2 separate regions of the Homo sapiens genome follow, and region 1 is linked to region 2. A link is a contact called in ENCODE Hi-C or POLR2A ChIA-PET data. All regions are on one chromosome and are shown on one strand. The core of a region is the stretch at or near the end of the contact, and the rest is flanking DNA. Distances in the headings are between cores, read along the strand shown.

Region 1 (2,700 bases), core at 136-2,635, 990 kb after region 2:
AAACTGAATAACACCACCAAATCTAGATAAAGTCTTAAAAAGTTGTTACTGGTGTTTCGCTTATTAAGTACTTATATAGTGCTTTCTGTATGTTGAATGGCTTACAAATATTCATTAATTTAATCCTGTAACAACCGTATAAGTAAGTATGGACTATTAATATCCCCATTTTTCAGGTGAGGAAACTAAGGCATAATAAGATCAAGCAACTTGTCCCAAATCACAAGGTTGATAAGTGACAGAATCAGGATTTAAACTGAGTCTGATTTTGAGTTCATGCGCCTAACCAATATGCTGCCTCTCCATGCTATTGTTTCCCTAAAAGGGCACTAAATAATATTTCCATGCTATTGTTTCTTTTTCTCACCTTTTGGGAGGATGAAGGGGACAGAGTAGGAAGATAAAATTAAGCAAGAGAAGCTGAAAAAGGTTAACTCTTCAAACTTATACCTTCAAATTTTTTCTTGGCTGTTTTTAGATGATTATGAATTATTGCTCTCTAGCAGAAGAGTGCAATTCTGTTAAAGTACCGTAGAGACTAGTTTTTGAGATTCTTACAAAACCCACATCTCCATTCACTGTCTATTCACTGCTTGGAACCGTACTTGTACAAGGCAGTAATGTCTCAAGCAGAAGTAAGCAGAGGACTATCTTGATCTCGCCTGCTGCTAATCTAGAAAAATACACGCAAAATGTGAGTAGCTCTGCTTTGAGCAAGAACCTATTCAAACTTTCGAAGAAATCTGAAATATTAGGAATCTGCACCTTTTCAAAATAAAGATGCATTCTGGGCCCAAGGCTAAGTGTAAACGTGACTGTGCTTAAATCTTTATCACTATGGACCCCTAGATCTTATCCATCGCCCACAAATTGTCTTGCATGGTTACCGTGAGGATTAAATAAATTTATCCCCCAAAGGGGATTTACCTAGACAGCAAAACTAGTGGAGCGCTTATTAGGGATCTCCGGCTTGAGAGGGGCGGAGTTACTGTCTGGCTCTCAGTTCCAAAATGGCTTTGGCTGGGGGATTGAGATAGTGCAACTTGTTTAAACAAACAAAACCGATGCTGCCTGAGGCTGGCAGTTGTGCACACCGGTCCCCCTCGGTGAGGGTGGCGCGCGTCCTCAGTCTCCCACTGAGGAAGAAAGAAAGAGAGCTGCCTGGGAGTGTTCTGCCTGGGTTAGGGGCCTGGACGGCGCCCTGCTCCTCTCGCGCCTCCTGACCTTAGGGTGAGTGCCCATCCAGGCGTCCTCAGGGGCCCACGAAGGAGCTCCACCGCCGTCGCCAAAGCCGCGAACACCGCCCGGACCCAGGCCGCTGCAGCCGGGGGTCGGCTCGGAATCGCCGCGCTCCTCCATGCCGGCCGGTGCGGCGCTCCCGTGGTGCACCACGACCCGCGCCCGGCCAGAAGCAGCGGCGCGCGCGCCTGTGGGTTCCGCTTCCCCGAGGCTCGCAGCTGCAGTGCGAGAGGGCTCAGAAACTGGGAGGAAAGTTGCATCAGCCCCTCCTTCTGACCAAGGTAGCTAGAACCTGCGCGAACGCTCTCTAGTTTCGCTCTGCGTTTATTCAAATCTGAGCAAATTCTAACGTGAAAAATATTAAAGAGTAGCCTGCGCCCTGAAGCTCTTAATCCTCTTTAAGTCAGTGCTGCCGATAACTCTCTGAGAAAGTTGGGGGATACATACGTCCTCTTTGCCTTCAGCAGTGGGGTCCTGGTTTCTGATTGCTGGGGACGGGAAAGGCCTTACTCAGTGCCCTGACATAGAACTTTAAAGTAGAACCATACTTTCAGGGTGGACCCACGTTTCAGGATTAGAGGAAACACGAGTTGCTGAACGAGTGTTCAGAAAGGTAGGATACAAACTAGCATAAGCATGTGATCTGGAAGCCAAGGATGAGGAGTTTCAAACAGGCAGAGTAGCACATTTTAAGTATTTTTTAATTTACTGTGAGTGAAATGGGAAGCTATTGGAGGCTCCTGGACGTTTTCATAGGATCACTCTGACTGATATGTTGAGGATAGACTGGAGGGAGCAAGGACACAAACAGAGACTGGTTAGGAGGCTATCGCATTGACCAGGACAAGGGTGACTCAAAATCCAAAGTCCCAGGCAGGACATAACTTCTGTTTTCAACCATGATAGACTAAGACCCTAGTGGACCATCCCCCAGCAGAAAACAATTTGGACACAATGCAAAAAGCTGAATATACTGGAATGTGAATAGTGGACTGGTAGGAAGGGCAAGCTTGCTTGAAGATCAGGAACTACACTTGGACACAATACAAAAAGCTGAATATACTGGAATGTGAACAGCAGACTGGTAGGAAGGGCAAGCTTGCTTGAAGATCAAGAACTCCACAAGAAAATTCTCCTCTCTTTGGCATTTAGCTTGGGGCAAAGTGCAGTCCAGAAGTCAGGCTCAGCAGTACCAGGGATGCATGTATAAAACTTATCAGTTATTCTTGTCTGGGGAAGCAGAAAAGTGAAGACAGAAAATTTTGAATTCTGAAGAGATTAAGAAATCCCAAGGAAGGAGTCAGAGAGTGGATCCCCAAACTGTCAACCCACATCTCTGAGAGATCCTGAACCACCCAAAACAGAATCACAGCAGCTCAGTTAAAAACAAAAGATCTGAACTGAGACCAGAGCTGTCTCCAAAAGGGAGAGAGTTTTCAGTTAAAATCTAGCCGGGAAAAT
Region 2 (2,700 bases), core at 127-2,626:
TCACTATAAGAAGCAAACTCTCACACCCACCTCAGTTATTAGAATATTCAACAACTGCACTTAATACAAAACAGATAGATTAGCTACCAATTAGACTAAGTATTCCAGCTGATCATCTTGGAATTACCAAAAGTAGATTATGTAATGCAAATCGCTCGTACATTCGTTTTAAACATATCCTCGGTTTAGAACACTGAAACCATGCCTTAATTTTTTTAATTGAAAAACAGCGTATTACTAAAATACTGAGTGCATATGTATATCCTTTTCACGGCACTTCAAAGAAACCTGACATCTTCAAATCATTTTACAATGTAAAGTTACATTCTCTAAAACTTCCGACAGCCTCGAAAAAGATACCCAAAGGGGCTTCAAATAGATGAGTCTATAATTGATCTTAGCGGGCAAATAACTGGAATGAACCTCAAAGTTTGAGATCAATTTTTACTAACACCATCTCTGAAAGCAAGAAGGAGACTTCTGTAGAAGGTAAACGATTCTGACCAGCAGGACGTGGGCTCCCGGCAAAAGTGGGTACTAGCATCTCAGCGTAAACGACACGGTTCAAAACGCGAATCTTCCCGCAGAAACTAACCAAGACACCCCCTCCCCCCACGACTCCTCCTGGGTAAGCTCACGGTTTTAGAAAGCAGCAACAGATACTCCAGAGCAGGAGGCGGCACTCCAGGAATGTGTGAAGCTGAAGGGGTCTCCCCGAGGAACCCCGAGGTCGAGGAGCTCCTCTACACTGGAACCCCGACTCCGACCCCCCAGAAGGAAGGAGCGATATCTGCACAAAGTGCCCCCTACCCCACCCCCACGATGCAGACACACATCCCTAGCTGCGAGGCGAAAGCCCAGAGAAAAAACTCGCATTCCACTCCGTCCGCCTCCGGAGTAGGGCTGCAGAGAGGCTGGGGCCCCCGCCCCCGGAGGCGAGGGGACCGCGCCGCAGCGCCGGCCTCCGCGCAGAGGAAAGGGCAGCGAAAGGCTCGCGGCGAAGGAAGGAATCCCGGCGCTTCGCTGACTGGGTCCTCCGCAAACCAGCTCCCTTCCCTCCCACGACCCTCGAAGACACGGGAACAATGAGAACCCGCTTCACCCGCCGTCTCCGCCGCGAGAGCGGCCGGGGGCGGCGGCGGCGCCATGTCCCTTCACACCCCCGCGGACACACACCCCCCCCACACTCCGGGGCCCCCGTCAGTCGCCTGCAACGCTGCCGAGTAGACGCGTGTCCCGGCCCGCTGCTTCCGCGTCCTTCGCCTCCCCGCCCGCCCCACTCACCGGCTCCTGCCCCAGCCCAGGGCTCCGCTGGCCGCGGCCGGAGCAAGACTCTGGTATCAGCTGCCGCGGACGCCGGCGCCGCCGCACAATATGGCGAGCCTCAGCTTCCGCAATGGAGCTCGGGAAATACAACAGGGGCCGCTCAATATTCATGAGAGACTGAGGGGAAGCCGGCTCGGCCGGCGCTGCGGGGAGGGCGGGAAGGAGCGAGCGAGCGAGGGGCGGAGGCGCGGGACGAGGACGTGCACGGCGCGGGGAGGCCCGCGGCGCGAGGGAGGGTGCGCCGCCGCGTGTTGGCCTGGAGAACCCGCGCCACCGCCCCGCCCTGGGCTGGCCGGCCACGCCCCCCCGGCGCCCACCGCGGTCCGACGTAGCCCCCGGGCAACGCCCGGATGACGGCGCAGCCACCTCGTGCTCAACCTTCTGCTTGGGTTCTTCTGCCCTGGCTTCGGCCCACCCTTTACACCTTCCTGGCCGGCTTCTGGGGTTTGGGCTCAGACTTCTTTCTCATGAGTTCGTCCTCTTAAACCTGTCCCACCCGGCGGAAATCCTCATCAGGCTTTGGTTTGCAGAACTTCACATGAACTTCGGCACCCTTCCGCTCTCGTACAACAAACATACACTTTTCATCCTTGCAGGATAAAACTGCAAGTGTAATTGCTCCTGGGAAAATGACCTTCCACTCTAAACTTAGCTTAACATTCTGATTGTGGTCATCAGCTCTTACTATTTACCTTGCTGCTGCTTTATTCCTACCTCCTTGGCCCCTTCCAGTGTTACCTTCTGAACTTGAGGATTTACGAAGTAATAGATTAATAGATGTAATCATTACCTAAAACACAGCCAGTTAGTCTCCAGTAAATTATCCGACATTTAATGCATATAAATTATGAGCTGAAGAAGTAACGAAGAATTGAAAGTTCCCTGATCTCTATATGTACTATTGTTGAGATGTCATGTTCTCTTGAGAAGATAACCAGCAATACCAGACCGTAAATCTGAAGGCATAGAGGCATAAACCAATGGACTGCAGTGGGAATTGGGCAAACTAGGTTCATAGCCTCCAATGTGTGTCTATGTGACTTACGTAGATTGCGTAGCTCCTCTGCACTTCATTTTCTTCGTCTGCGAGATGAGAGAATTGTATTGAATCCTAGGTCCTTTCCAGTTCTTTAACGCTCTGAAACTCTCTATAAGCAATTCCAAATAAATGACATGAATTTACATAGGAATTTGGAAAAGAAAAATATCAATTCCAGCTGGTGTGTTTGGGGATGATTTCCTGAGGAGCCGGGATTTAAGATGGCCTTTGACGCCTTGGATGGGTGGAAAGAAAAAGGACAGGTGTTAAATACAGCACATTATATATGCTACCTAACAATCCATCAAAGAAAACAAGCATTATTCTTTTTCAGT

What was found. A loop is a pair of places that touch in the nucleus more often than their neighbours do. ChIA-PET counts read pairs that join two places held with the same protein, here RNA polymerase II (POLR2A). Pooled maps may share reads with other maps.
Region 1: a map of OCI-LY7 shows a loop between it and region 2 (3-fold over the local background). The contact joins the promoter of TSEN15 here to the promoter of RNF2 in region 2. A Hi-C loop is called at or near these places in 1 of 168 maps with a recorded cell type or tissue (OCI-LY7) and 8 of 50 pooled maps. POLR2A ChIA-PET finds 5 or more read pairs at or near these places in 2 of 52 experiments (H1 and WTC11).

What each region holds. Positions count from the first base shown.
Region 1 is chr1:184,050,415-184,053,114 of GRCh38, reverse strand. It overlaps TSEN15 (tRNA splicing endonuclease subunit 15), which reads right to left and starts at 1,385. Exons shown (of 5, transcript NM_052965.4): 1 at 1,225-1,385. The coding sequence starts at 1,359. RefSeq lists enhancers at 1,306-1,600, 1,479-1,608, 1,669-1,778, 1,531-2,466.
Region 2 is chr1:185,044,234-185,046,933 of GRCh38, reverse strand. RNF2 (ring finger protein 2) reads right to left here and starts at 1,376. Exons shown (of 7, transcript NM_007212.4): 1 at 1,285-1,376. RefSeq lists a silencer at 1,487-1,746.